4 separate regions of the Mus musculus genome follow, and regions 2, 3 and 4 are each linked to region 1. A link is a loop called in an ENCODE intact Hi-C map of the cell type or tissue named here. Cell type or tissue: gastrocnemius. All regions are shown on one strand.

Region 1 (8,000 bases):
GCCCCCCACCCCTGAAAGTGACCTCTGCTTGCTTTGCATTTCTGATGTTCTCAAGATGGAGGACAAGCCTTGAGAGCCGAGAACTGTTATGTAACGCTGCCCTCGAAGTTGACAGTATGGCTCAGTATTTGCAAACCAGGCTGGTCTGCTTCCAGAGCCTCCTGGAGCTACCCTGACCACTGCTTGGGTTCATGGGGTTAGATTATGTGAGCCTACCAGGCACTCGCTGTGAGCCTCGGGGTGAGTCACGTCCAGTCTGAGCCCCAGGAGACACAGTCAACAAGTACAAACTGACTGGAGTGATCTGAGTAGGCTGGCTGGCTTTCCACTTCTCCATCAGCTCTTACCTCACTTAGGTGTGGAGGAGGAAGCTGCGAGGAAGGATGCCTGGACTAAGCAGAAACAAAGGGGCCCACTTGTTTAGATTTGTAGCAAATAATAACTAACTTTTTAACATAAATACCTCCCAAGTAATATTCAAGACATGTCTGAAAAAAATTGTGTGCTGTCTGTCAGAAGCCTACTCCTTAGGGGCTGCTCCGGGCCAAAACCCCACAGAGCCAGGAAAGCATAGAAAATAACTAAGTACAGCTGAACTCAAAAACATCGACAGTGCCAAGTGTTGACACAGATGTAGAGTAACTGGAATGCAGATACACTCACTTCCCATGTGCTGTGAGAAGGATGGAATATAGATGCTTGAGAAAGGAAGCCAGCTGCTTTCTCTTAAAACTAAATGCCAGCCAGGGGTAGAGGAACACCTTTAATCCCAGCAGCATTCAAGGCTAGCCTGGTCTACAGAGTGAATTTCACAACAGCTAGGGCTACAACCAGAGAAACCCAGTCTTGAAAAACAAAGCAAAACAAAAATAATAAACAAGAAAGAAAGAGAGAGAGAGAGAGAGTAAAGGATGCTTCTCACACCAGCAGAGCCTCTAAGCCCACTGCTCCTTGGGGGCAGGCCTGTGTGACCTCCATGGCCTCCTTCATAGCTGGCATGCCCACAAGACCTACAACTCTGTCAGAAAGGATGCAATAGCCAGTCCCTCAGCCACACACTGCACATGCGGAGAGACACCCTCACTGAGGGAAGTGAGGCCATCAGATTGTGAGACGCACGCACCAAACCATCCACGAAGAGTGAGATCCAGGCCCACAGGCCCACACGAACACCCACGATGAGACTGCCCACAGCCCCACCTGGTTACACACTTGTCCCACACACACAAGCTCAAACAGGTCACGAACCACAGTCACCCACCTGCACACACTGACACACACAGTCCCTTAAGGTGACAGGAACCCAGCCAACCCTAGCTGTAGCCCCAGATATGCCACACCTGCCGTTTTTATCCTGAACCCAAGTGCCTAAAACGTTCCTGGGGCCCATCTCTCTCAACTGCCACACCTCAGGGCTCCTCCCAGAGAGAGAGCCTTGCTTTCACTCTAAGCTAAAGCGATACAGGCCACCTTAAAACTTCATGCCAGCCACTGAAAAGGCCACTGTGAAGATTACAACGCTAGATTTATAATATTATAGCCACGTTTGGCAGCATGTCGTGAGCACCAACTACACACACACAGACACACACACAGATACACACACACACGCACACAGACACACACACAGATACACACACACACGCACACATACACACACAGATACACACATGCACACATACACACAGATACACACATACACACAGATACACACACACGCACACACACATACACACACAGATACGCACATGCACACATACACACAGATACACACACACACGCACACATACACACACAGATACACACATGCACACATACACACAGATACACACATACACACAGATACACACACACGCACACACACATACACACACAGATACGCACATGCACACATACACACAGATACACACACGCACGCACACATACACACACAGACACAGGCACACCTCTAGTACCTTCCCTCCAACTCTCCCAACAACCTAGAGCACAGGAAGTGTCAGTAAACCCATTTACGGATGAGCAAGCCAAAGCTTTAGGGGAATTAAAGTTCTTGTTTCCTATATATTGCAGCATCTGGTTCCAGGACTGGTCCCAGAACATTCCCTGCCCCACAATGCCATGGGATAAGATCCAAGGATATTGGGCCTGTTCCCATGTCTCACATACGTGTACTCTCCTGGCCCTCAGGAGATGCCGTGGGGCCTCGCTGTGGAGAATGTGAGAGCAGGGAAGCTTGGCTTCCTGTTCTCCTCAAAGCCCCATCCTTTGCTTAGTCAGGTTTGGGCCCTTTGAAAGGAAAAACAGGCTAGAGCCTTCACAGGGAAGTGCCCCTGCTCTCCATGGCTTGAAAAGGAAAGAGAGTCCCTCCCTGCCCCTCCTTAGGAGCACCGCCCTCAGGAGGGAGCCAGGCCCCTACAGAGTTCTCCACAGGCGACAGGGGGTCACCAAGAACCCCGGACAGCCCAAGCCCACCTAGAATTATGCAGAGGAGAGCTGTGTCACGATGACTAGCCTCTGGGACATTCCTAACCCCCAGCTAACGGGGATGCCTTCCTTGGCCTCCAGCGCTGCACTGGGGCCTGGCCAACAGCTGTTCCTGGCTGAAGGCTCTGCTCTGTCCCACCCACCCAGTCAGTTCCTAGGAGATGTGCAAGCAGCTTTGATGTGCTCGTCAAAGCGGTCCTGTTCTGACAGCTGTTTCCCAGGAGGGCAGTTATTGCCACAACCACCTCCCACATCTGGCTATGGGAAGAGTGCCCCACCCATCAGCAGACAGAAATGCTGAGCACACAGGAACAGCTGAGGACCTCAGTCCATTGGGACTGAAAGGGGTCACTCCATCCCCATTTATAGGCACTCTCTGCTCCCAAGGGCTGGCCACACTACCCTAAGGACTCTAATTCAGGTCTGGACCCTCCTCCTTGGCTCAGGCCCACCTCCACTTGCACAAGCCACATTCAGACCAGAAAAGTGTTTCAGGGCACCCAAAACTATGGAGGACAGAGAAGGAACAGTTACAGTTGATTCAAACCTTGCTCTGTCAATCCTCCCAGGGAGTGCTGATGTCTCCGGTGGGACCCACTGACCCTGGTCACTATAATAAAAATACCAGATCTGAATTTATTTCAATCAGTGTTCATAACCTGGGCACTATTCTTTGTGCCTTGTAGGACAATGACTGTATCTCTGACACTTATTCTAAGATACCATTAGCATCCAGGCCCCACCCACACACCCAGACATTATCAATGGACATTGCCAATGTGCCCCAGGGGCAAGACCACACCCACATGGTTACAGCTGATCTTAAAATCACTTTAGTTGCAGCACTTGTGAGGCTGAGACTAGAGACCAGTAAGTTCAAGACTAGCCTGGGCTACATAGTGAATGTGAGGCCAGCCTGGGCTATGTGAGACCCTGTCTAAAACAAAGTTAACAGGCATGTTCTGTCCCCCTAGACCTTCCCAGAGCTCCAGGAAAAGAGGCAGCACAAAGTCTTCCACCTAGTGGTCCGAGCTTCTAAAGATGGGATCAAATAACACTTGCACAAGACAATGAAATATATGTGAGAAGTCCTGCAAAAAGCTTGGAGCCAGAGAAAATCCCTGAAGCCTGGGGCCATCTAGGAAGGCTTCCTGGAGGAGGGGGAATTTTGTGTTTGGCTAGATACAAGCAGCTTGGGAAGACCACAGTGTAGGGAAGTCTCACCAGCAGTAAAAGAGCTCAAGGTGGGGCTGAGGCTGAGTTTGCTGACTTTCCCAGTGGGTAAAGCCACCAATGTGGAGCAAGGGTCTGACAGAGATATGCAGGCAGGGCTGAAGACCGCCCTACCTTCTTCTGCTTCTGCCTTCTGCAGATCTGATGAGGGTCAGGCTCAGGGTACATAGGTAGGGCTCCTCATTCCTCAAACCTGCCCTTATGTGATATCCCCCACCAGTCCATGTGGGCTTGGACTGGCAGACTTCAAAGACTCAGGAGCCTACTAAACTTTATCCTGGGAATCCCGGCTGGCTCCCCAACTCCACCCCCAGCCTGGACTTCATGCTGCCTAGACTTTCTGGGGGGCACTTTTGATTTAAAATGGGTGTACAGAGGGCAAGACCCCATCTGTGAAGGAATGTGGGGTTCGGGCTGCCCACAGGGAGCTTCTGAGAGAGCCTGCCAGCAGGGGGCGCTGTGAACTCAGTCACACGGCCCAGGCTTGGGGAGGGAGGAGGCCGCCACATGGTGAGGCCTACAGACTCTGAGCCTAGTTCCACCCCAGGGAGCTTGCCTGCCCGCGCTCAGCAGGGTGTGCACCTTCCCAGGCTCACCCACCCACCCTTCCCCCTCCTCTGAGGAAGGAGAAGGGACTATGCTGACCACTTGGCAGACGATGAGACCAAGGTCAGAGAATGCAAAAGAACTACCGGGGACTCAACAGCCTGCAGCAGACGCAGGTTGACTTTCATGCCAGTGTGTCAGCCCCATGTGGTTGGGGCAACCTTTGGGCCTTGTTGGCAAGTCTACCCTGTCCCCAGGCTGACACTGCATGGTGCAGAGGCTAGCGTGGTCAACCCCACGTTCATGAGAGGAAGGGCTGGCCAGGGGAAAGAGGTACATGTTCAGACTTAAGTGCCATTTCCACTGGCACCCGGCTTGCTGGTGCCCATCAGTACCCAGGTCCGACTGGAGAGGAAGGCAGGAGCTGCCAGGAAAACAGGGCACCACACACCTGAGGAAGGGACACCAGAACTGTGGGTTCCACCGGCAGCTCTCAGGAAAAACTGGAAACACGCACCAGTTTTTCTTTATAAGTTTTTCTTTATTCAAGAGGCTAAGGCAGGGGAAATTCTGAGCTCCAGGAGTGCTTGGGCAATTTAGTGAGAAGTCTTCCCAAGATAACAGTAGAATAAAATGCATTTTTAAGAGGTACTAGGCATGGTATTATACACCTATAGTCCTGTAAAATAAAATTAATGTTTGGTTTTTTTGTTTCTTAAGAGAGGGGAAAGAATTCAAAAGACAGGCAGCCCCAGGGTGTGCTCTTACCAACAAAGACAATCAGGGTTGAGTAGGATTAGAACCAGGTCTGCAGCCAAGGAAGGGGCACAGGAGAGCTGGCTAGGCTATGTTCTAGAACTTGGAGGTCTTAGGCAGACCACAGGCGGGAGTTTAGTAGTGGTGACCAAGTCTGAAGAGGTGAGGTGTGCCTCTTGGTTGACGAGAATTCAGCTCAGGGCAGAAGGGTACTTAAGAGCTTGGGGGCCTAGTCAGCTGGCCCTAACCCAACTAAGGAGTAGTCTCCTCTCTGAAACTCTCCTACTGACCTCTTCCCATGCCTTCTCAACCTCTCTATTATCACCACAATGCTTGCCTAGCACTGGCTGTGTGTGACAACAGAGCACTGAAGTCAGGGATGCTGCAGGAGAGACAGGAGGCAGAGGCGGACTGCGTGCTGGGCAGAGCTGCTGGCTCCTAGGGCCGGCTCCAGTGCACCCGGCGGCTCTGGGGCTCTGCTCTTCAGCTGATGGTGAAGACGATATGACCTTAGTGGTGGGCTCTCTTGCTTTTGTGGTTTCCTTTTCCACCTAAGGAACAATTTCTTTTGTTCCGGATAACTGAAGGGAAAGTGGATGCTGTTTAAAAGTCTAAACTTGAGGTGCTGTCTCATGGGGTCCCCTCGGTGGGCAGACATTTCTCCCTGCCCCTCCACTCACATTCCCCCTGACTCCTTGACCTGCCAAGCTCAGGTAGCCTCCTGGCACGAGGTGGAGATGGGGGGGGGGGGGGTGTGCCTCATATGATGCTCTCTCAGCCATCTCTTGCTATCCAGCTCCACTGGATAGAGAAGACGGGTGGGGACCCGCCCGGGGACCACCCTTCCATCCTGCCTCTGCTATGAAGTCCTGTGTGTGCATGGTCACTGCTCTGCTCATCCTCTGGTCCTTATATGGCAACATCCACAGGTTACCTTTGAGAACAAGGACAAGAAGGCAACAGATACAGGGTTGACCCTCAGCCCCCAAGAAGCTGCCATGCCACAGTCTGAGCCTAGGTGAGCTAAGAGACCCAACGACCCCATCCCAGAAGCTCTAGGGACACCAGGCCAACAACAGGCAGAAGTTGGGGAACCCAGGCCCAGGCCACAATGTGTGGGATTCAGGGCTTCCATCCAAGAATGCAATTTGGCATCCTTCCTAGGAGATATTCGGCTGAGAAAGGAGAGGGGGTAACTATGGCACATGGTAGAAAAGAGCCTTCTATGTTTAATCCCTATTGGTAGGCAGGGACCTGCACAGCAAAACCAGGGCTGGGCTGAGCCTCCACGAGGACCTCTTAGGGCCCCTGTGGAGATGCCCTGGTGGTCTTACAGGCCAGCTTGCCCAGGATATGCCAGGGCATTTAGGCTATGGTTCAGTGCCGAGAAGGAGAAGGCAGAGGTGGGTGATGTCACCCAGGATGAAGCAAGCGAGGCTACTGATAACATCGCCAGTCGGGCTCACTGTGGGCAAGGTGACTCATCCAGACAGCCAAAGCCACCAGGACATTGTTGTTGTGCCCAGCCGGTAGGACTGGGAGGAGTGGTGCAGCTGGAACAGGTCCCCACTGAGGCCTCAGTTTGAGACCTCAGAACACCATGTCCCCAACCTCCATTACCCCACCAGCTCAGGAAATAGCCCTCCCCGTGGCGGTTACCATTATCTTGGTCCCCAGCATTTGGTGGGTGTCTGTGGGGTGTGTCGGGTGATTTCCCTACCCGTCCACTGAGCACAGCAGGTACCAGAGATTCTAACAGCACACCAGTTGCTCCCCCCCACCCCCTCGGACAACTGTCTTTGGAGACAACACCGGATGGCAAACTGCTAACCATAACCACGTGGCACCCTCACAGAGGGTACAGCCTGTTCTCCTACTGAAGACACCTTTGAGCCTGCCCCTAACCCATGCATTTTTTTTTCCACCTCAGAGCCTGCTGAGGCCAAGGTTGTTCTTCCCCATCTGTGGGGAGTACCACAGACTGTTGTCCATGTGGAAAACTGAACAACTGCAGAAGGTACCGTTGAGCTTTGAGGTCTCATGACTATACGTGGTGGCCCCTGTTCCTTCTCGTTTCTAAAGTACTTCTCGTTCTTCTCAGCCGCCTAGAGTTGTCTCTTTGGCTTGCCTTTAGTAACTACCCTCCCACTGAACTTTCCCCCACTTAGCTGTTGTCTTCCACAGCCTAAGTTTCTTCATTCCTTCCTTTCTCCATCCCATGAGAGATCAGCATCCTTCTCAGTAAGGAACCAGAGAGACTAGGACCTCTGAGGGTTACAGTCTAGCTGGGGATTAATTAACTAATAAACAGATTAACTGGATGCATAAACTAAGTAGACAGTCCTGGTGGCACGGGCCTGTGATCCCAGCTACCTGAGAAGCTGAGGCAGGAGAATGGACTGTAGTGTAAACTCAAGGCTAGCTTGGGGAGCCTGTGGAGAACTTGTATCCAAATGAAAACATTAGGACACCCTGAATGGTGGCTCCCAGTTTAATCCCCCCAACACACACACACACACACACACACACACACACACACACACACACACACACTCAGGAAGCAGAAGCCTGCTGAAGTGTTTGAGGCTAGCCTAATCTGCATCACAATGTCTGGGCTAGCCAGGGCTACCTAGTGAGACCCTGCCTCAAAAGAAAAAGCAACAACAACAACAACAACAACAACAAAAATCAAGAAAAACAAAACAAAAAAAGGAGCCAGGGAATGTTGCTTAATGGCAGAGTGTTTGCTTGCCTGGCATCGCGTGTGTGAAGCCCTCAGCGAGATGATCCCAGATACTGAGGAAAACAAACCAGACCAACCACGGTATGCTATAGTAAAAGCCAGGCAGAGGGCAGAAGGTGCCAGTCAGGTCCTGCTCATCTGGGGCTATCTGAGAGCCCTAGAGGTCATCACCCAGGAGCTCTCCCAGCAAAGCCCCTCCCACCAGGTTCCCTTGCCAAGGGACATTCTCCACCCCAGA
Region 2 (8,000 bases), 63 kb after region 1:
CTATTCTCCCGAAAGTCCGGAGTTCAAATCCCAGCAACTACATGATGGCTCACAACCATCCATAACGAGATCTGACTCCCTTTTCTGGAGTGTCTGAAGACAGCTACAGTGTACTTACATATAATCAATCAATCAAAAAAAAAAAAAAAAAAAAAAGAATTGACAAATGGGACCTCATAAAACTGCAAAGGCAAAAGACCCTGTCAATAAGACAAAAAGGCCACCCACAGATTGGGAAAGGATCTTTACCTATCCTAAATCTGATAGGGGACTAATAGCCAATATATACAAGGAACTCAAGAAGCTGGACTCCAGAAATTCAAGTAACCCCATTAAAAATGGGGTACAGAGCTAAACAAAGAATTGTCAACTGAGGAACATCGAATGGCTGAGAAGCACCTGAAAAAATGTTCAACATCCTTCATCAGGGAAATGCAAATCAAAACAACCCTGAGATTCCACCTCACACCAGTCAGAATGTCTAAGATCAAAAATTCAGGTGACAGCAGATGCTGGCGAGGATGTGGAGAAAGAGGAACACTCCTTCATTGTTGGTGGGATTGCAATCTTATACAACCAACCACTCTGGAAGTCAGTCTGGCGGTTCCTCAGAAAATTGGACATAATACTACCGGAAGATTCAGCAATACCTCTCCTGGGCATATACTCAGAAGAAGTTCCAACTGGTAATAAGAACACATGCTCCACTATGTTCATAGCAGCCTTATTTATAATAGCCAGAAGCTGGAAAGAACCCAGATGTCCCTCAACAGAAGAATGGATACAGAAAATGTGGTACATTTACATAATGGAGTACTATTCAGCTATTAAAAACAATGGATTTATGAAATTCTTGGACAAATGGATGTATCTGGAGGATATCATCCTTAGTGAGGTAACCCAACCACAAAAGAAGTCATTAGATATGCACTCACTGATAAGTGGATATTAGTCTAGAAACATAGAACACCCAAGATACAATTTTTAAAACACAAGAAAATCAAAAGAGGGAAGACCAATGGGTGGATACTTCATTCCTCCTTAGAATAAGGAACAAAATACCCATGAAAGAAGTTACAAAGACAAAGTTTGGAGCTAAGATGAAAGGATGGACCATCCAGAGACTGCCCCACCCGGGGATCCATCCCATAACCAGCCACAAAACCCAGACACTATTGCATATGCCAGCAAGAGTTTGCTGAAGGGACCCTGGTATAGCTGGCTCCTGTGAGGCTTTGCCAGTGCCTGACAAATATAGAAGTGGATGCTCACAGTCATCTATAAGATGAACACAGGGCCCCCAATGGAGAAGCTAGAGAAAGCACCCAAGGAGCTGAAGGGGTCTGCAACCGTATAGGTGGAACAACAATATGAACTAACCAGTACCCCCAGAGCTCATGTCTCTAGCTGCATATGTAGCAGAAGATGGCCTAGTCGGCCATCTCTGGGAAGAGAGGCCCCTTGGTATTGCAAACTTTATATGCCCCAGTACACGGGAAGGCCAGGGCCAAGAAGCAGGAGTGGGTGGGTAGGGGAGCTGGGCGGGGTAGGGTATATGGAACATTCGGGATAGCATTTGAAATTTGAAATGTATATAAAGAAAATATCTAATTAAAAAAAAAGTCCACGCTAATGATCATATCTGAACTTCCGATACTCTTTTTTTTTTTTTTTTTTTTTTTGGTTTTTGGAGACAGGGTTTCTCCGTGTAGCCCTGGCTGTCCTGGAACTCACTTTGTAGACCAGGCTGGCCTCAAACTCAGAAATCTGCCTGCCTCTGCCTCCCGAGTGCTGGGTTTAAAGGCTCTTCCAATACTCTTGCTGCTGCCTTTGGAGCGCTGAGATTACAGGTGTGGGCCTTGTGCCCGCCATACCCAGGCTGGGCATTGAGCTTTGAAATGCGCATGCGCTTTGCTTCACGGACTCAGCTGCAGCATCTTGAGACCTGGCCTAGCACTGCTCAGGCTTGTGAGACCTAAGTGCTTGCCCTAGGGCCTCAGGTACAGCTGCTTAAGCGGTACCACTTATACAGAGAAAGCACTGGATGGAGGAGGGGTCGGAGAGTACCCATCTCCAGCGTCATGATCCAAGGCGTGGTGCCGCAGAGAGAGGAGGCCAACACCCGGCGTGGAGAGAGAGGGTCAGAATTCTCTCTCGAATTCTCTCTCTCCCCCTTCCTCTCTCTTTTGCGCGAGCGCGTGTTTGTGTGTATGTGTAAAACACGAGGAGGTGGTGGTGGGAAGATTTAGCAGAGAACTTCCTGCTCTCCCATAGGACCAGAGCGCAGTTTCCAGCACTCAATAATGGGAGGCTCATAACCAGTAACGCCAGCTCCAGGGGATCCAGTGCCCTCTTCTGGCCTCCAAGGCACCTGCACTCATGTGCACACACACCCCAACACACACACACACACACACACACACACACACACACACACACACGCACACATGTAAGCAAGCACGTAATGAACTTTCTGTTAAAGAAGGTGGCAGCATAGCTACCTCACACATCATGACTACCAAACGGCTGCCTTTGCTAAGCTCAGAGGGACTAAGACCTGGCATAGATAGCTCTCTATGTGCATTGAACTCAGTGTTTGCTGTTTTGACTCTCTTCTGACGAACAGTCATGAAGAGAGTAAAATAAAAATTCTATCTTTCCCTCTTGTGAAGAGTTCGGCTCTCTGCCCTGCCTCTATGTGTCCGTGGGTGGTGGACGGGGGCCTCACCATCCCTGAGTTGAGATACTTTGGGCAAGTATCTTCCCCTCTGTGTTCCTGAGCCTGATTGGGGGTGGGGTTAGTGTTATCACGTGATGTTAGTAAAGGGCCACTAGGAGCCATCCTGGGATGACAAGAAGGCAGGGCGTTCAGGAGGCGCTCACAGGCTGGAGAGACACATAAGTAGCTGCTATAAGACAGACAGTGTGATCCCAGAAAGGCCTCCCCAGAGGGTCAGGGCAGGCCATAGGAGTGGCTTTAGAAGCTTGGTTCTGTTGAGATCTAACTGGGCAGAATTGAAAGAAAGGGAGGGGCCCCAGGAATACATCCCCGAAGAGACCTAGAAGGCTGAGCAGGTCCCCAGGTGACATGATCAGCCAAGAGAGAGGCTCGCAAGCAGCAGAGCCTCACTGGGTGTGTTGGAAGCTTAGGTTTGAGCTATTGGAGACTAGAAGCTTTTCAGACAATGCCAGGGATCAGCTTCTCCTTCCTATATCCTGCTCCTGAAGAACACTGGGTCCTGGTTCTGCCTCAGCCCGGGCCAGCACAGGGAGTCCTGCCCTGCAGAGGCAGTAGGAACAGAAAGGGGGTGGGGTTTTGACACACAGGATGAGAAGGTCTGGAGGTAAAAAAACGAAGGAGAGCGCCAGGGACCTTGGAGGGTGCAAGCGTAGATGGGTGTCTGGAGAGAATGTCTCATATACCGTGTGGAAGCATCACTTGCCAATAAAAAGCTGATGGCGTATTAGATGGGGCAGGAGATAGGAGGTGGGACATCCGGGAAAGAGTCAAGGGAGGGAAATTCAGCCCAGACCCTGAGGAAGTCGGGAACAGGAGAGGAGGAGAGGTAACTAGCCATGTGGCAGACACACACTAGAATAAATGAGTTATAGGAGTTTCAAGCTAGTCAGAAAGTGGCCAAAAGTGTATGGCCTAGTCATTTAGTCATAAATACCTAGGTCTCGTCCGGCGTGGTGGCACACACTTTTAATCCCAGCACTCGGGAGGCAGAGGCAGGTGGATTTCTAAGTTCGAGACCAGCTCGGTCTACAAAGCGAGTTCCAGGACAGCCAGGGCTATACAGAGAAACCCTGTCTCGAAAAAAACAAAACCAAAAACCAAAAACAAAAACAAACAAACAAAAAAAGATTTATAAAGGGCTGGTGAGATGGCTCAACGGGTAAGAGCACTGACTGCTCTTCTGAAGGTCCTGAGTTCAAATCCCAGCAACCACATGGTAGCTCACAACCACCCATAATGAGACCTGATGCCCTCTTCTGGCACGTCTGAAGACAGCTACAGTGTACTTATATATAATAATAAATGTAAAAATCTAAAACAAACAAACCCCAAAACTCAAAAACCTAGGTCTCAGAGTTCTTATTTTGGGAACAAAGAAGCCACGTAGAAAAGCTCGAGAAAGCTACGAGAGTCACACACGTGGGCTGCCGGGTACAACTCAGGCTGGCCCCTTCCCCGGACAGCACGGTCTCTGGGCTGAGGAAGTGGTGGTGTAGACGCTCTTGGCTCCTGCACAGCAGGAGAATCAGCAAAGGCTTTGTGGCTGTGTCCCAGGGCATGCTGTGACAAAAGACAGTTGTCCAGGGCCAGGGTGACAGATTACTGTTTGCGCTTATTTTATTTCTTCCTGTTTGCAGTGCAGCCTTTGAATTCAGGGCCTCAGGCATGCCAGGAAGCCTCTGACCTACGTCCCAGCCTCCACCTTGAGTCTCCGTGGTGCTCTGAGGCAGGTCTTATGTAGATTAGGTAGGGGTTGGATTTCAGGCAGCTGGGCTGCCACTGACCTGCTGCTAATCTCCTGCCTCTGCCTGGGATTACAGGTGGGCACCAGCACACCCCACAATTTAGCCATAGTTAATTTAAGGACGCTCAGCACAGGGAGGTCCGTGGTGTCAAGCCTCTGACACACATGCATGGTCATGTGTGCAAGAAAGTGCTTGTGTGTGAGTGTGTGTAAAAATGTAACTTGAAAAAATAAAAGAAGTACACATTTAAGTGACTGCACATAAAAATTTGGGGCACAGCTGGGCGGTGGTAGCACACGCCTTTAATCCCAGCACCAGGGAGGCAGAGGCAGGTGGATTTCTGAGTTCGAGGCCAGCCTGATCTACAAAGTGAGTTCCAGGACAGCCAGAGGTATACGGAGAAACCCTGTCTCGAGAAAACAAAACAAAAAACAAAAACAAACAAACAAAAAAGTCTCACTTTGTAGCCCCTGGTTGGTCTGGAACTCCCTCTATAGACCTGGCTAGCCTTAAACTCAGAACTCTGCCTGCTTCTGCTTCCCAAGTGCTGGGATTAAAGTTGTGTTCCACCATGCCAGGTTTAGCATGCCATAATTAAAAAACAAAATTACTATTACTACAGTTATTATTTTATATTATGTGTATGAGTGTTTTGCCTGCATGTATATATGTGCACCATGTGTGTCTCAAGTGTCCATGGGGGTTCCAAGACAGGGTTAGATTCTCTGAAATTGGAACTCATCAATAGATATTTGAGGTGTTTTCCCCCCCCCAAGACAGGTCTCATGTACCCAAGGCTAGCCTCAAATGCACTATGTAGCTAAGGATGGCCTTAAATATCTGATGGTGGTCCTGCCTCCGCCTTCCAGAGGTCAAGTGCAAGGGACCACACTAACAGTGCCTCCTTCCCTCCTCCTTCCTTAGACTGAGTCTTGTTTGTCCTGGGACTCAGTTTGTAGGCGAGATCAAGCTTGAACTTGCGTCCTTCCTCCTGCCTTAGCTTCCTGAGTGGAAGGATTACAGTAGGTACACCTGGTTTTTCTCTTGATTTTTCAAGGCACGGTCTCTTGGAACCCAATCTGGCCTTGAACTTGCTATACAACTAAAGATGCCCTTGAATTCCTGATCATCCCACCACTATCTCTCAAGACCAGCTGGAGTGAGTTCCAGGCTAGTCGAGAGAACCAGCCTCAATAAAACAATTCATAAAATACCTGATTTGGCTAAGGGATGTAGCATGACGGTGGAATGCTTGCATGCCTTAGACGTCAGTACCATCCAACAGCCCAAACAAACAAACAAACAAACAAACCAATCTACCATATTACCTCAAGTATGTGAGCGTGGGGGCGTGGCTCAGCCATAGGGTAGAGCTAAGCCCTAGCACGTGTGAGCCTCTGGGGTTGATCAAACATGGTATGCCCCACGGGGTTGAAACCATACATTACCAACAAACCAGGACCTGTTTGCCCCCAGCAGTACCATGAAACAGCCGCCATGTGTCCACCATCTTGTGACTGTTAAACAGACGGCCGGATATCCATACAATGGATACTTTTTCAACTACAGAAAGGTACGAGGTGCTGATGCTCCCAGGAGACACCCTCATTTGTACACTCCCTAAAGGCAGCAGCTATCGACTTAGACTTACTCTTTACCAGACACGGTGAACTATCTGTGGGACAAAGGACAGGCCCTGCCTCTCTGCTGGGTGCCCAACAGGGGATCTGCCAGCAGGTGAGTCCCTGCAAGCTCTGCCTCACCCTCAGTGTGTGTACCCCACAGCTGTCTCTCTCAACCATTAATATAACAGGTGGCTGTGGATTTCTGCTAGGTACTTTATGTGTCAAGTTCTGAGATACTGATCTACCTCACTCATTCTGAAGTCTCAAGGGTCTCTAGGTCGTGGAGACGAGGGAGGAGTGAGTAGCAATTCACCTGCCTCCTCCCCCTGCCTTGTTTTGAGACAGGGTCTCACTATGCCCTGAATATGCCCAGGTATACAGACCTGGCTGGCCTCGAATTGACAAGAGACCTGACTGTCTCTGCCTCCCGAGGGTTGGGATTAAAACTGATGCAGCCTATGTGTCTCTCTCGAAGTGGACCCTCTGCCCATGGTGTTAGTGGTATTGATAGTGGCTTGGGGGAGGGCAGCAGCTTCCCAGTTACCCTGAATCTTCAGTGCTGGGGATGTGACTTGGTGGTAAGCACTGGCCCGACACTGACCAGGCCCTGGGGTTCAGCACCAGCACAGCACAGCACAGCAGCCAACAAGAGAGTAAAGTATTCTGAGCTGCTTATGGGGCCTGCTATGGCTGCTGGAATTTATGGTCCAGGCCCATTCCTCTTCTGGATAAAATAGGCCCTGAGCCCAGTAGAGGAGACACAGGCTGGCCACAGCTGGCCCAGCCTCCTGCGGAGGGTCACTGAGAATTCTGTGTTTCATCAAATATTGCTGGGCTACAGAGTTTTATTTGAAAATAATTTTAATTAGCCGGAAACTAGGAGTTTTAATAAATGGAAAACAGAGAACTTTCCAAGGCCGCAGCTGGGAAACACTTGCTTTTTAAAATAAAATTCCGCCTGGCTTCCCAGGTCAGCGAAGCACCCTGACTGAAGGGAGGACCCTTGTGCCAGACAGGTCCACAGAGAAAACAAAGCTTATTTTTAGAGAAATATTTTAAACTTGGTTTCAACGATCTCAGGAGTTTCCTTCCCCATCCGTCCTGGGTCCTTACATCTTTTCTCTATTTTGGGGGGCGACCTCTCTGGGTGAAGACTATCTGGCAGAGCTATTTCTGCCCAGATGGAAATAAAAGGCCCCTCCCTCAGCCCCCCAGAGAATGAATTGTTGCTAAAAATGTCCCTGAAGACAGCAAGGGCCCATGAAGCTTAGCCTTGGCAGGTGTGCCCAGCAATGAAGGTGGCTCTGGGGTCCCTGCAGGCTTGGAGACTGCGGTCACCTCCCACCCAGCAGGAAGCGGATGGCAGCCTGGCAGTTATTTCCGGGTTTTGAAAGCAGTTTTTAACTTGAAAGAGGCTTGATAAGGAGGCTGCTTTTCCTTTGTGGGTGTTGGTCCCCCCTCCCCCTGCTCCTCACTGGTGAAGACACACCCCCACACCACTGCTAACCCAACGTGAACATTCCTCCTCAGCCACTGAAGGCCCGCATGCCTGCTCCTACAGCTGCGGACACATACAGACACGCCCAAACCCACATTCACTCACACCACAGGGCACACCCACTAGAGCAACACACACACACACATGCACTCACATTCACACACCTGCACACACCCAGCCCCCACATCACACCAATACCCTACCAGAAACACCCACAGACACTCCTCCCTCCCACCCCCACCCCCAGACTCTGAAACCCTACATACACAGCACAAACCCAAATCACACTCAGATTTGTCACACACAGATCCACACACCCCTCCACAGGCAGTCTGGACATCACAAGACACACCCACACTCATCCTCGCCGGGAGACCCTTACACTCTGCATA
Region 3 (8,000 bases), 86 kb before region 1:
TACAGACGGGCTTTTACTGGGACAGAGGTAACTATACCAGGAAAAAACAAAACCTACCCTGTGAAAGAGGCTGTGTTTGGGTTCAAAACTGGATACTAGGAGAAGGCCCTGGAGATATCTTGCTTAGATAACAGAACTATCTGATATAGCAGAGACCCAAAGTCAAAGAGGCTCCAACGAGATGGTTTGTTCTTTTTAAATAATTTGTTTTATGTGTATTGGTGTTTTACCTACGTGTACATGTTTATCACATGTATGTCTCATGCCCATAGAGGCCAGAAGAGGGCATCAGTTCCCTTAGATGGCAGTGAGCCAAGAGGAGGGTGCTGGGAACCAAACCCCAGTCCTCCATAAGAGCTGCAAATGTTCTTAACCACTGACCCATTCATTGTTCCAGCTCAAACTGGTTATTCTTTTCCTCTGTGTAACAGTCCAGAAGTAGAAGCCAGGTCTCAAGCCGCTTCTGACTGTCTTGCTCCAGTGCCATTCCTTTGCCTGTGTTCTCACCTATATGACCCGGGATATGACCTCACGTACATGACCTCACATATATGACCCGGTATATGACCTGACGTACATGACCTCACATATATGACCCAGGATATGACCTCACGTACATGACCTCACATATATGACCCAGGATATGACCTCACGTACATGACCTCACATATATGACCCCGGGATATGACCTCACGTATATGACCTGTACCTGCAGCCTGTACCACATAGGAGAAAGAGGCCAGCAGAGCCTGAATCCCCCCTTTTAAAGGCACCATCGGTAAGCTGAACACATTGCTTTGCTCACACCCTACTGACCAGAACTTTTAGTCCCTGGATTGCAGACCCCTAGCTGCAAGGGAGACTGGGAAATGTAGGGGTTTTTTGTTTTTATTTTACACCAAGAAGCCATGTATCCAGAAAAAGAAAAAAAAAACACTTTAAAAAAAATTTTTAAATACCCCCGTGTCTATGTGTGGGTATGTGCCCATGGATGTAGGTACCTAAGGAAGTCTGAGAGGTCAGAGCTCCTTGGCTGTGGAGTTATACAGGTGTTATGAGCCACCTGATATAGTTGCTAAGAGCCAAAGTCCAGTTCCTTGTAAGAGCAGTATGGGCCACTAAGTCATCTCTCTGGCTCCAGAAAAGACTTTCTGATCTATGAAAGAAAAGGTAACATTGTTATGGGGGTCAACTAGCAGCTGTGTCACAAGAGACCCCAAGTGTACAGCGAGGAGATTCTCACATGTGTCTGACAATGGGCGAGGCAAAGAATCTGGGAAGATTACATCAAGACACCTCCCTGGCCAGAGCGATGCCTGGCCCAGATCTGGTCCCAGGCTTTGACGGGAGCCTATAAGGAGTCCTTACAGACTTTCTAACCAAACCCGGTGACATAGGAGAGCATTTTCTTTCTAGTCATAACACCATGAGGATCTGACCCTGAACTGGTGACACGGTTATTTTTCTCTCTAGTTTGGGAGGGATGCACAGCCCATATGCAGAAGAAAGATAAAGCCAGCTCCTGAGACAGGTAAGGAAACGATGCAAAAGGTGCCCTAGCCAGCGGGTTGGCCTCAGCCTCCCATCTTTCTCCGTCCTTGCCCCACTTGAGGACTTACCCCAGACGCCTCTCCTCCCAAGCTGATTCAACTTGAATGTTGGCCCTTTTCAGCCCAGAGTCTTGCCTTAGTACTGAAAGTGGTATCCCCCCTGCCCCCCCCGCGCCCCCCCCCCGGAGGAATGAATGGATTTATGGGTAGAGAACACAGCTGACATTGTGGGTTTCCCCTAGCTCTCTTTTTTTTTTCTGCCCGCTTGCCCCACTACACCTTCAAGTTACCACAGAACACACCTCGCACGGTAGGCTGCTGGGCCTCTCCTTTTTCCCAGCGGGCCCTGCTTCCTGACAATCAGCCCCACCCTCAGGCTTGCTCCAGCAGGCCCAGCTGTGAGGAGGGGGCGAGGAGGGGCAGCCATCAACAAGGGCTGCATTCTGGGCCGCTGCTGCCTGTTATCAGCTAAGCCCGGGCTCTGACTCACCTGCCTCTGTTGGCAGCCTGTGGATGTGGGCGGTGTTTGATTTGCCTGGAGGCTTCCCTTTGCCAGGACCTGTGAGGGGAGTGGACGCTAAACAGAGGCCTATTGTTGCCTTCCCTCCAGAGTCTGGCTCTTTCCAGGACATCCCTGAGCTGTCTTTGGTTGTTCATCCTACTCCCTCTGGCCCCCAGCCCTCTGGCTTCTCCCCGAGTCCCCCTCACCAGCAGCCTGGGGTGGCAAAATAGGTGAAGGCAAGAGATCGATAACCATGGGGTGGACTCAGAAGGAAACATCTGAACCCATGACCTTTGGGCTCCCGCTCTCTTGAAGCCTCCAGAGTCCCCTCCACCTTTGGCAGACAGGTGGGGTACATACCACAATCTCTTTTCTCTCTTGCAGGGTGGGGTGGGGTGGGGTGAGGGTGGGGGTTGCTTTTTATTTTAACATGATCAGTGTGGTTCAACTTCTTGGGCCTATGGACTTTCTTCTTTGCTGTTCCGTTCTGGGTCTGCCACGGCTGCCTTAGAGGGCCTTTGGTGGTATGCTCTGTCTACCTGACCGGTCTTGGCTGACTGAGGTGAAGCCAAGGCTGCCCCCCATCTCCAGAAAGGAGCAAGCCAAGAGTCAGTAGATTAAAAAAGAACGATTCCAGCATCTCAGGTCTTTAAAGAGCATTTGGACATTTCCTCCTGGACGCCGTTCCCATCACTCCCTCCTGAGGAGAAGCCGGCTCTCCTCTACGCACCAGTCTCAAAAACAAGCAGACTTTCCTAGCCACACACCATGTTTCCAGTCCTAACACCACCCCTGCAGTGGATTCGTGGTCTCTTTTCTTAAGTAGATGTCCAGTGTGGCGATGGCTCAGACAGACATTTAGGGCCAACCTGATCATACACTGAGTCTTTTCTTTGCAAGTGCTCATGTGTGTGTGTGTATGCTTAAATTTCTTCAACAGGGCATCCAGACTGGCCTAGAACTCACTGTATTACCTTGAATTTCTGATCCTGCTGCCTTCACTTCCTGAATGCCAGAGTCACAGGTATGCACCACTAACCATATTCAGTCTCATGCAGAGCTGATAATCTAACCCATGCGCATGCGCATACTGGACAAGCGCTCTACCGACTGAGTCCTTGCTCCTAAGGCTAAGGAATCAAAAGCACAGCCCACCTGTGGTTTGGGCCAGCGGGATTACAAACGTTCAAAGAAAAGCTAATGACACGGGATGACAAGGTGATGGATGCCCTTGGGTACACAGAGCAAGGAGAAGAGACATGAGGGGACTGAGAAGAACAGAGGATTAGCGAGACAGGTCGGCTCACAGCCATGACCACCCGCTACCTGGGAGCAGGGGCCCATGGAAACACTGCCGTATGGCACAGAATCAGGTGGTCGATAACACCGCATCCCACCAAACCAATATTTGCTTACTGTCGGTTCCAATTCTAACTGTAAGGAAATGATTTCTGCCTGCGGAAACGAGGGCGTAGACAGAGAGGAGGGCGCCTGCTGACACCACTTCATCTCCTCTGTGAAGTTCAGCGGCTCCCCCAGCCACACAAACAAAACCTCCTTAGACCCCGCTGAAGCCCCTTGGAGATCACTGTTACAGTACTAACCGCTCCTTTCTGGAAGTGAGTTTATCTGGCCCTCCACGGAGTTCCTGGCCAGATTCTCTTCGTCATCTTACATGGCCAGTGGTCCACAATGCCTGACACTGACCACTGAGGATTCTGTCTCATTTAATCACCCTGTCCCCAAAAGTCAAGATCTCCAATCCCCCTGAAGAAACGGAGGCTGGGGACAGTAACTGCCCCCACTGAGCCACCATCAGAATTTAATTTCATCCATTTTGTTCCAAGTCTCCGAGTTTCACTCCCCTTGAACATCCATGAGGAGACGGGAAGACCATAGCGCAGGAAGTGGAACCTGCATGTGTGACATGAGGTCGCAAACCAAGTCAGAGACCCAGTGGCAGCAAGGAGAGAGGCTGGGTCCCTCCTCCTTACTAGAAAGCGGCGCAAGGGGGAAGACGGGAAGAGGAGACACTGGCGTGGGTTCCCCCGTAAGCGAAGCCTTGTCATAGACTGAGAGAAGTGTGGATGCAGCCAGGCCGGGGTGGGGGGGGCTTCTCTATGTAATAGACTACACATTAGGAGAGGCCACTGCTAGGGCAGGGTGAGCCTAAGTCTGGAAGAAGCCTGGAGACTTCTGCGTGTGGAATCTCTGCTTCTGCACTGGAGTGGAAGCTGCAGAAGATCACGTGGGCCCGGTGAAAGCAGCAACGTGGAGCCCGGGAGCTAACCCCGGTGGCCCCTCTCTTCCTCCCTCCACCATCCAGCTCTGCGCTGTTCAGTGTCACATACTCCGGGAGCTGTTCCAGACTCCACCAGCAGAGGTCTCCAGAGCAGAGGGCTAGAGGGCTTGGGGGTGGGGCGGGGCAGGCTGCACGTAGCTCTCCGCCCCTGTTCACAGGTGTCCACACGCATGGGTGGTCTTTACTCATGCACAGGTGTGTCTGTGCTTGTGCGTATCCTGGTGGGTGGGTATAAAATGAATGTATCTGTGTTTGTGGGCGGGAAGCTACAAACAAGTCCGTGATTGCTGGTCTGCGTTGAGGCATCCTCTTTGCACATGTGGACGCTGTTTGCAGCCCCGGAAAGTATGTGCGTGCAGAGTGTCGGTGTAACTTGCACGTGGGCCTGCATGCTTGAGCTTGTAAGCGGGGGGTGAGGGGGGGGGATAAGTAACATGATTAGGTGTGTTGTGCACACCTGTAATCATAGTACTCCAGAGGAAGTAACTCATGGTTTCAAGCCTGCCTGGGCTAGACCCTTCCTGAAATCGGAAAGAGAAGTGGGGCGGGGTGGGGTGGTGCATACTATTAACCCCAGCACTTGGGAGGCAGAGACAGGCAGATCTCTGAGTTTGAGGCCAAGGTTATATTGTGAGACTCCCTTACCAAAAAAAAGGGGGGGGGGCGATAATGGAAAGTGACAGGACACAGGACAAAGGATTCTGACATCTCAACTCAGCCGGAGTTTCTGTTAAAACCCCCATTCTGATCCCATTGGCAATCTGTGGGCCTTGTTCTCTGGGAGAGAAGGGCAAGCAAGAAGGTAGATGGCTACCCCACAGGTGGATGGCTTGCCCAGAGAGGACAGAGGGGTCCATCTGTCAGGCAAATCCAGGGCCAGGACACAGCTCTGCACCCACTACTGGAAGCCCAAGCTATGGGTAGCCACATCTCTGGCCTGTGTCAGGGTTTCACCGGGGCTGTTGAGACAGATCAGACTGGCGACTCTCAGTCTGTGGGTCTCAAGCGTGCCTGGCCCAAAAGAGTGAGGGGGACTCTGGGCCCCACAGCAGGAAGCTGTGTGAGTGTCCAGGGCTTCTATAACAAATTCCACACAGAGAGGCTTATAACATGACAAATGTCTCATCACAGCCCTGAGGCCAGCTCCCAAGAGCAGCATCCTTGGACACCACTGAAGAATCTGCAGGGCTGGGCATACTGAAGCAGCTCTGGGCATACTGAAGCAGCTCCCGTGGCTTCTCCAGGTCCTAGGGCAGCAGCCATGCTGTGTGTGTGCTTCTTTCTCCTGTCTTCAAGTCAGCCACCAGCAGCACCTTCAGACACTCCCCACTGCTCCCAAGAGCCCTCCCTGCAGCCTTCGCTTGCTGACCTCTCCTGAGAACCTTTGTGACAGCAGGGGGACCCCCCCCCCCACACGACATACACATACACACACATAATCTTGACAATATTCCTACTTCAGAGCCTTAATGTAATTACACCTGCAAAGCCCATTTTGCCTGTGAGGTGATGTGTGCGCAGGTTCTGGGGACTGGGATAGGGACATCTTTCAGGTGGAGTATATTATTCTGAGTATCTGAGTATCAAAGAGAATGGCTGACAGAGGGAACGACACCTTCTTCTTCTTCTTCTTCTTCTTCTTCTTCTTCTTCTTCTTCTTCTTCTTCTTCTTCCTCCTCCTCCTCCTCCTCCTCCTCCTCTTCCTCTTCTTCTTCCTCCTCCTCCTCCTCTTCTTCTTCCTCCTCCTCCTCCTCTTCTTCTTCCTCCTCCTCCTCCTCTTCCTCCTTTCTCCTTTTCTTCCTCCTCTTCCTCTTCTCCCTCCCCTTCCTCCTCTTCTTCCTCTTTCTCCTTCTTGGAGTTAATAGGCATGGAACCCAAGACCTGATACATGCCAGACAAGGGTTCAAACACCTAGTCTGTATTTTAAGATGGTCTCACTAAGTTGCCTAAACTAGTCTTGAAGTCACCATTGTAGCCCAGGCTGGCCTTGAATTTGCAATCCTCTTACCTCAGCCTCCTAATTAGCTGACTATTACAGGGTTATCCTAACAGGCATGGCTGGGAGTTAGAAGGGACTTTTCTTTTCTTTTTTTTTTTTTTTCGGGTTTTTTTTTTTTTTTTTTTTTTTAGTTTTTAAATTTTTAATTATGTGTCTGTGTGTCCGTCTGTGTGGGTGTAAGTACACATGAATGCAATTAACCACAGACACCAGAAGAGGGCAGCAGATCCCCTGGGCCTGGAGTTACATGTGGTTATGAGCCACCTGAAATGGGCTCTGGGAACTGAACTCAAGACCTCTGGCAAGGACCCACCGAGCCATCTCTCCAGCCCTGTGACATTCTTAATCCTCCCGTGTCTTGCCTGAACCCTCCCAAGCTGAGAACACTCCTTTGTTGAGGATTCTCTGACCTTGGCAATGCTGTCTAGGGAACCGAACTGTCCCACGCACTAGGAACCAGCTCTAACCAGTGAAGGGGCTCCCCTTTATCTTGCTGTCCAGCAGCCCAGGGCCAGAAACTCATTATTACTGGGTATTGACTCCTGGACCCCTCCCCTCTCTTCACCCTGGCCAGCCCACTCCATCCATGCTCCTTCTAGTCTTTTTTTTTTTTTTTTTTTTTTTTTTTTTTTAATCAGCCTTGGCCCCTCTGACCTGCTGTGCTAGACCACCTTTGGACTACGGGCCTGAAGCTGGCAGGCTACACCCTTCTTCACATGGTGAAACCCTACCCATGAGCTCCCCCATGGAAAGCCCAACCACATAACAGCGTGAGGAAGAAGGACATGCACAACAGCCTAGGTTGGCGCTGGGGGACCCCTGGCTTCCCAGATGCTTTTCAAAAAAGCATCTTCCAGCCCAGTCAGCGCCACATCTGGAAGCCGGCTGGAAATTCCAACCATGCTCCCCAGCTAGGAAATGTGTCAAATCCTCCCAGAGACTGCATGGAAGCAGGAAACACTGGAGAGGAGGGCCAACTCCACAGGACCCCTAGGAGCGTTGGAGAATTCCAGATGTCACCAGGAGTCCATAGTCCTTAGCCCTGCTCCCTGCCTGCCCCCAAGGAAATTAAAGAGGCCTGGAGAGAATGACAGAGCTTGTGTCTCCCGGGGACCCACGACTCCATGTGTGCGTGTGAGACACTGAGTTCTTGATACACACTGAGTTATTTTTTCCTGGAGAGAAAAATGTTGCCGTGCCTCTGGAGGGTCATCTGCCCAGAAGAATCTCTTGATGCGTGAAGAAGTCATGGTCTCTCTTCTCTCTGACACACGCACACATCTCCCAGAGGCCCCAGGGCATCCATTCCTGAGAGCTGGTCTCATTGAGAAGATCTGGCCCTGGCTCCTTCTGTAGCCCTCAGCAAGTGTAAATCTCCAGTGATCGCCATGGCCACAGATTAAATGGCTAGAAACAGCAAGCATTGGTTTCCCTCCAGTTCTGGAGGCTGGAAGTTCAATTTCAACATTACTGGCCTAAAGTCAGGCATCTACAGGCCAAGGCTCTGGGGGAAAGCCCACTTCCTTGTCTTTCTTAGTATCTAATAGATGCCTTGGCCTGTAACCCCTTCCCCCACCTTCACAGACCACCTCTCATCCCTTTGTCACATCACTGGCTCTAACTTATCCTCCATCCCTCTTATAAGCC
Region 4 (8,000 bases), 270 kb after region 1:
GCTTGAATAAGACAACTTGAAGGTTAATTCACATAGGGTTTAAATCAGGGATCTGCTGTAAGAAAGGGAGAGTCATGCAGGACCCCCACCCTCCCTGTGCAGATGGAGCTGTTTGAGAAAGCATGGTCAGAGCTCTGAGTCAGGCTGAGTTCTAAGTCTGTTAAATGACAAGAAACACAAGGAAATAGGTTTTAGAAAATCTAAATAAAATACTACTCAAGAACACAACAAATAAGGGGCTGGAGAGATGGCTCAGTGATTAAACAAGAGTGATCGACTGATCTTCCAGAGGAACCGGATTCCATTACCAGAACCATCATGGCAGCTAACAACCGTCTGTAAGTTCAATTCAGGAGGGCCTGACTTTTTCTTCTGGCCTCAGTGGGTACTACATGGACATGTTGCACAGACACACAACACACGCAGGCAAAACACCTATGCACAAAATATAAATAAAACTCGCCACTCAATCCAGGGAAGTGAAACTCTGTGGTCATACAAATATATGAATGGCCGTCACAGCTTTATCTGTTAACAGTTCAAAACCACAAACAATACAAGATATCCTTCAATAGATGCACAGTTTAAAACATGCAGACAAATAAAACGTACCAAAGAACACATATAAAACAAGGCCAATGAGCTCAAAAAGCACCTTTATTTTAGTACACTTACAAAGGAAGATGGACTCTTGATCACTTCTTTATTTATGAAAGTAGGTTTTGTTTGCTTGTTTGTTTTACCCTACTATGTGCAGGTCTATGCACTAGGAACTGCACTTAACCGAATCTGCAATTCTAAGAACTTTATGGAAAGCCTGGGCTTAGCATTTAAAGAAGGACAGCAGGGATACTCCAAGAACCCTCATTTTACAGGGGAACTCCAGGCACAGAGAGATCAGCTAGAACTTGTTTCAGTCAATTACTGCAGCCACCTGGGGATAAAAGCAGGAGAAACCAGCTTCTTCTTCTTTGTTTAGCACCAAGAATGTGCTTATTAAGCAAGTCTGTCTGTTAGTCTCCTACATCCAAGAGAGTTTTAGAGGCACCAAGTATACAAAGAATGTCAAGACACTGACACCAAACTTTTCTCAAAAACCTGGCAGCACGGGTGCGGGGCAAGGGTGGCAGAAGCAGGACAGAAGCAATAGCAAATGCGTCTGTGTCCGTGCAGGACTCCAACGCTGTCAGAGGAAAAGGCAGTCTAGTGCTTAGCTCTGACAGAAGCCTAGATCTCAGTATCCTGGGATGGTAGTGGGGAGCAGCTAAAGGAGTCTATGAAGGTCACTGCCAGTGGCAGCAGAAAGCCTAGAAACCAAGCTGTTTACTCCAAGAGACAGGATTTTCACAGCTGGTGAAAAAGGCAGGTGTTCTTTTCCTGTCAACTCCTTCCTGACCAGTAGCACACATTTGTAGTTCTCTGGCAGAGCAGAGACCTTGTGAAAGCAAACATCACCATCCTGTGAGATGTCACCAGGTGAGTTTAGTTACCCGATTGCAAAAAAACAAAAGTCAAGCCATCATTTCCAGCATACACCAAATAATAGACGGAAAGGCCTCAGTATGAACGAGCAGATGTGCACTGCAGCAGAAAGCGAAGCAACCAAGTACATCTCGTTTGCAGACCGACTGCTGCAAACTGGAGGCCATGAAGGCGTTAGAGTGCAGATCCAATGACAGCTGAGACAGGCTTTCCAGTTGGGAGAAAGCAGAAGCCTGTGTAAGGGTGGCCCTGACAAATCTTCAGATGACAAACACAAGGGCTCTGACCAAAAGCGACCATCACACTGAATAAAGAATCCATTTCCTCCTTTTCCTCACTTCCCTTCCACTGCACTAGAACCATTCTGAACTACGCTGCTTCTTTCTCTCCAGGAAAGTTCTCATTTCCTACCCTTTCCAACTCAAAGAGAATCATGTACAGAAGGGATCTCCATCAGTGTAACGTTGGTAAAACCATGTTTATGACTGCCATATTCTTCCCCCCTTTCAACCTAAATTAAACATCTCATCATTTTCTCTAGTACTTCTCATAGTAAAATCTGTATGCACTTCACAACTATAAGAAGAAACCAATTATATTTGCTTTTCCAAGACAAAGTTCCGAGTAGCACAGGCTGGCCTCAAACTAGCTATGTAGCCCAGGCTGACTTTCAGCTCCAGATGCTCCTGCACCTGCATCCTGAGGACTGAGGCTATAGGGTTGTCTCCTCAGGCTTGGTTTGTATCACCAGTAATCACGGTTTTATAAGCAGATTGAACCTTAGCACACTGCAGAATTATGACCCAGGTGCACAGACCTAAAGAGAAGCAGCACTAGTCATTTTAAACTACTCAATGGACAAACTACTTTAAGAAAAACAAAAATTATCATCATCCTTCCAAACAAGCAATGTTTTGCTTTTGAACTACAATTTGGATTTCAGAACAGACTAAGAACTAGAGAAATGCCTCAGCCATTAAAAACAGTTGCAGCTCAATTGTGAGAATCTGGGTTCAGATGCCAGCACTCACATCAGGTGGTTCACAGACCTGATGCCCTCTTCTGGTCTCTGTGGGTACTGCATACATGTGTACATATGCTCACATAGATACACAGAAAAATAATAATGATTAAAAAATAGTCTAGTATTTTCATCAAATTCTTAGGTGATTCATAATTATATCTAGTTACCTCCCTTTTATATATATGGTGAGTTTTACAGAGTGGTAAATAGATTTTCAAATTACAATTCAGAGTGACACGAAGTTTCACTGACAGCATATATCTCATAACTTTTTTTTTCTGGGAGACATGGTTTCAGTCTGTCGTCAAGGCTAGCCTCAGATGCACAATCCTCCTATCTCAGCCACTCTAGCACTGGTGTTACAGTGGTGTGCCTCAGTGTCACAGTGTCTAGCATACTTTTTAATTCCTAAGACTTAGTTCTATCACAAGAAAATATATTCTGGCTGGAGAGATGGCTCAGCAGTTAAGAGCACTGACTGCTCTTCCAGAGGTCCTGAGGTCAATTCCCAGCAACCACATGGTGGCTCACAATCATCTGTAATGGGCATTCAATGCCCTCTTCTAGTGTGTCTGAAGACAGCTACAGTGTACTCACATACATGAAATAAGTAAATAAATCTATAAAAAAAAAAAAAACAACAACAACAAGAAGCAGCAGCAGCAGAGAAACACTGTGGGTGCTGGAGGCGCAGGTCATCTTAGGAGTGGTGTGCAAAGCATCCAAATGGTGTGCTGAGAGCTGGGCAATAATGGAGCACGCCTTTAATCCCAGCACTCAGGAAGCAGAGGCAGGTGTGTCTTTATGAACTCAAGGTGGGCCTGGTCTACAGAGAGAAGTCTAGAACAGGCAAGGCTACACAGAGAGACCCTGTCTAGAAAACAAAAACCAAAAAGAAAAAAAAATTCACTCTTTAAGTAATCAGCCTAAAACTTAAATTTGGAGCATGGCAACCTTTTTAGGTGAGAGGGAAAACTAAAGACCACTTAGCCAACCAAACTGGATCCTAAGTAATGGTAAGGGAGCAACTGAACACAAAACAACAGTGACACCTAGTGTTAGACAAGCATCAACTCCTCTGCAGTGGAAACAATTCCCTAGTTAATTGCTTCTCTTCTTTAGAAACGCATACAACTTCACCGTGCATTTAAATTGTCTATAATCAAAATGTGTGCACAGGTTCACTAAAGATATCACGTCGAGAAAAGTATCTGAGAGCATAAACTCCAAAAAGCCAGACGTAGTGATTCTTCCACGTGTCCACATACAACGTACAAGGAAAAAGGAGTCAGGGACATACACTGAACACAGACAGAGATGGCTACGTCTCTACCTGGACATGACAGGATGACCTGCTGAAGAGTTTTTTAAGTGCAACTAGAAAGAGTAATTGGGGGCATTTCATCAATACTTGAAGAAGATAACAAGTACAGACAGAAGCCTTGCTTATGTACCCAGAGGTAGTCAAACTGCACTCCTGCCCTGCAGCCCTGCCCTGCAGCCCTGCTCCTGCTGCCTCCCAAGACCTGCTTATTACACAGCTGATCCGCCCAAGGACGCAGACTTGGGTATGGCTGAGCCCACTGGAGCACCTGCACAGTCTTGGCTCACTGAGGACTCTGAATCAGCAGCTACATTAGCCCGAGCTTCTGTGTGAAGGTGAGGTTGCACTGGGCTTACCTATTTGTTTTGGAAACTTCATCCTTTCCTCTCTTAACGCCAAAAACTCTTGTGATCAAGGAACTAAAGAGAAGTGTGGATGAATTTCTCACCTAATGTAAAATAAACAGAAAGTGAGAGTTAGAAAGTAGTTACGGCACGAAACCCATTTATAATGTTTAAACTAGATATTCAAAATCATTAACTAATTAGGTGGGGCTAAAGAAAATAAGGATTGTGTTCATAAAAAAGGCAACTGAGAAAAAAAATTCTGATAATTCATTCAATGGCTTCCTTTTCAGCTGTACCAGCTGTGCAAGTCCAACCACTGCACACAGCAGAGTCTTTCTAATACCATACTTCTAAAACCAAAGCGGACTTTAGTTTCCCACGTCACCTGACAATGAGCACACCAGGGAGACCCGAGCTCCTCCTTTCATCTGTGAAGGACACTCGTGAGGTTTAACTTGATAGAATCCATGAATTAAAGCAGCCAAGGCGGTTAGTATTCAGGATGGTATTATTAATCTTACAATGCCAATAGCCCCCTCAAGTTATTTAACTCAGAAGATTTCTTTTCTTTCTTTGTTTTTAATTTATTATTATTTTTCCCACCCAAGATAGGGTTTCTCTGCATACATAGTCCTCCTGTCTGTCATGGAACTCCCTCTGAAGACCAGGCTGGCCTTGAACTCACAAGAGTTCAAGAGTTCACCTTCCTCTGCTGGGATTAAGGGTGTGCAGTAACACCACACAGCCTCTGAAATTATTTTATGATAATTGATTAATAAAAAGTAAAACAACCAGTCACAGTAGCACAAGGCTGTAAGACCAGGATTTGGGAGGTCGGAGCAGGAGAATCGTGAGCTACAGGCAGGCCTGCTTGGGTAATATCATGAGGGCATATAATGTCTTGGGTAATATCATGAGGGTATATAATGTCTTGGGTAATATCATGAGGGTGTATAATGTCTTGGGTAATATCATGAGGGTATATAATGTCTTGGGTAATATCATGAGGGTATATAATGTCTTGGGTAATATCATGAGGGTATATGATGTCTTGGGTAATATCATGAGGGTATATAACGTCTTGGGTAATATCATGAGGGTATATAATGTCTTGGGTAATATCATGAGGGTATATAATGTCTTGGGTAATATCATGAGGGCATATAATGTCTTGGGTAATATCATGAGGGTATATAATGTCTTGGGTAATATCATGAGGGTATATAATGTCTTGGGTAATATCATGAGGGTATATAATGTCTTGGGTAATATCATGAGGGTGTATAATGTCTTGGGTAATATCATGAGGGTGTATAATGTCTTGGGTAATATCATGAGGGTGTATAATGTCTTGGGTAATATCATGAGGGTATATAATGTCTTGGGTAATATCATGAGGGTGTATAATGTCTTGGGTAATATCATGAGGGTGTATAATGTCTTGGGTAATATCATGAGGGTGTATAATGTCTTGGGTAATATCATGAGGGTATATAATGTCTTGGGTAATATCATGAGGGTATATGATGTCTTGGGTAATATCATGAGGGTATATGATGTCTTGGGTAATATCATGAGGGTATATAACGTCTTGGGTAATATCATGAGGGTATATAATGTCTTGGGTAATATCATGAGGGTATATAATGTCTTGGGTAATATCATGAGGGCGTATAATGTCTTGGGTAATATCATGAGGGTATATAATGTCTTGGGTAATATCATGAGGGTATATAATGTCTTGGGTAATATCATGAGGGTATATAATATCTTGGGTAATATCATGAGGGTGTATAATGTCTTGGGTAATATCATGAGGGTGTATAATGTCTTGGGTAATATCATGAGGGTGTATAATGTCTTGGGTAATATCATGAGGGTATATAATGCCTTGGGTAATATCATGAGGGTGTATAATGTCTTGGGTAATATCATGAGGGTGTATAATGTCTTGGGTAATATCATGAGGGTATATAACGTCTTGGGTAATATCATGAGGGTATATAATGTCTTGGGTAATATCATGAGGGTATATAATATCTTGGGTAATATCATGAGGGTATATAATGTCTTGGGTAATATCATGAGGGTATATAATGTCTTGGGTAATATCATGAGGGTATATGATGTCTTGGGTAATATCATGAGGGTATATAACGTCTTGGGTAATATCATGAGGGTATATAATGTCTTGGGTAATATCATGAGGGTATATAATGTCTTGGGTAATATCATGAGGGCATATAATGTCTTGGGTAATATCATGAGGGTATATAATGTCTTGGGTAATATCATGAGGGTATATAATGTCTTGGGTAATATCATGAGGGTATATAATATCTTGGGTAATATCATGAGGGTGTATAATGTCTTGGGTAATATCATGAGGGTGTATAATGTCTTGGGTAATATCATGAGGGTGTATAATGTCTTGGGTAATATCATGAGGGTATATAATGTCTTGGGTAATATCATGAGGGTGTATAATGTCTTGGGTAATATCATGAGGGTATATAATATCTTGGGTAATATCATGAGGGTATATAATGTCTTGGGTAATATCATGAGGGTATATAATGTCTTTCAAAAGAAAAGGGGGCAAGATCATGTGGAGAGATGGCTCAGCAGGTGTAGGACTGGGTGTTTTTGAAGAGGACCCAGCACCCATTTGGTTCCTCACAACCAATTACAACTCCAATTTTAGATCTAATGCTGTTTTAACCTCCTTAAAACCAGGCAGACATGTGGTGCACACATATACATGCAGGCAAAACATTCACACAGGTAAAATAAGCAAATAAATCTTTTAATAAAGGAAAAATTATTATGAATAAAGCATAATTATTACTCCAACATACTAACAGAGCCTATCTTCACTAAGCCATTGTGTCAAGATCCTTCGGAATCACAAAAAAATCTTCACTATCCTAATATTAGCCTTCCTCAATTATCTTATCAAATGAGCGAGTACTGAGTTATACCAGAATCATGAAGAACACTCAGAATCAGAAATTTTAAACTTCTATAACAGAACCTATATTAAAAGTAGGCATCATCATAATAATGTATGTCAACTAGTAATATAAGCAGAGAGATTATCAAAACTAAGAATGTGAGCCAGCAAAATGGCTCAACAGATAAAGGCACTTGATGCTAAGTCGGATGACATAAGCTCCGTGCCTGGGACCTCTATTGTGGAAGGAATGCTAGGAAACACTTTCCCATGTGTCCTTTGTCACTTTAATATCATCTTTGGAGAAATGCATGTACTTTTAATTGGGGTGTCTTTTTCTTACTGAGTTTTAAATAGCCTTTATGTAAAGCGCGGGGTCTTGCCCATGCAAGGCAAGTGATCCATCACTGACCCATAACCCCAGCTGTTACTTTGTTTTCTTCTGCTTTTTAATAAGCTCTTAACAATTATAATGTGACTGACTGCTACACATGAGCTGTATAATTATGTACTCAAGCACAGGAAAGTGCAACGCATATTTTTGAAGAAGGTAACAGTAAAAGCAGTAGAATTAGAAAGGGGCTTCCGAAGCCATTGCACTGAGAGCCACCGACTCAGCTGTCCAGAGTGCTGGCAATAGAAATGGCAGAGCACTGTGTCTAGGCCAGTTAATATCCAGCTCAGGCTGACTAGTGGCCTCCAGGGAATAGAAGACCAGTGTTGCCAGATCTTCTGTGTTTTTCAAGGGAAGCCAGAAACCTCAATTTTTATGTGAAATCTCACTATTTGGAAATGCTGGCAACAAATTAAAGGAAAGGGAGGCACCATCTTGTAAGCCAAATAAAACACAGCAGTAGACCACATCTGTCC

The links. A loop is a pair of places that touch in the nucleus more often than their neighbours do. Peaks named below come from ENCODE experiments on the same cell type or tissue, not always from the same donor. Only the 100,000 strongest peaks of a DNase experiment are listed, where the experiment ranks them.
Region 2: a loop joins it to region 1, with 2.8 times the contacts of the local background. A loop is called at or near these places in 22 of 42 quality-filtered maps.
Region 3: a loop joins it to region 1, with 2.3 times the contacts of the local background. A loop is called at or near these places in 15 of 42 quality-filtered maps.
Region 4: it touches region 1 in a loop (6-fold over the local background); 15 of 42 quality-filtered maps call a loop at or near these places.

What each region holds. Positions count from the first base shown.
Region 1 is chr17:84,109,938-84,117,937 of GRCm38, forward strand. No RefSeq gene overlaps it. Among named protein-coding and RNA genes, the nearest start is that of Gm35551, 30 kb to the left of the region's middle. In gastrocnemius, no CTCF peak of the experiment used is centred here; DNase peaks (open chromatin) are centred at 4,182 and 6,255; H3K4me3 peaks cover 253 bases; H3K27ac peaks cover 6,989 bases.
Region 2 is chr17:84,173,335-84,181,334 of GRCm38, forward strand. The region is part of intron 1 of Gm41640 (predicted gene, 41640); the gene reads right to left. Among named protein-coding and RNA genes, the nearest start is that of Gm41640, 5.6 kb to the right of the region's middle. In gastrocnemius, no CTCF peak of the experiment used is centred here; no DNase peak of the experiment used is centred here; H3K27ac peaks cover 1,582 bases.
Region 3 is chr17:84,024,311-84,032,310 of GRCm38, forward strand. All of the region lies in intron 4 of Gm35551 (a long non-coding RNA gene), which reads right to left. Among named protein-coding and RNA genes, the nearest start is that of 8430430B14Rik, 30 kb to the left of the region's middle. In gastrocnemius, CTCF peaks have their summits at 4,432 (motif pointing right) and 6,569 (motif pointing right); a DNase peak (open chromatin) is centred at 4,434; H3K4me3 peaks cover 215 bases; H3K27ac peaks cover 1,988 bases.
Region 4 is chr17:84,382,325-84,390,324 of GRCm38, forward strand. It overlaps Thada (thyroid adenoma associated), which reads right to left. Exons shown (of 38, transcript NM_183021.3): 26 at 4,187-4,278. Among named protein-coding and RNA genes, the nearest start is that of Gm24722, 5.1 kb to the right of the region's middle. In gastrocnemius, CTCF peaks have their summits at 2,536 (motif pointing left) and 3,565 (motif pointing left); no DNase peak of the experiment used is centred here; H3K27ac peaks cover 473 bases.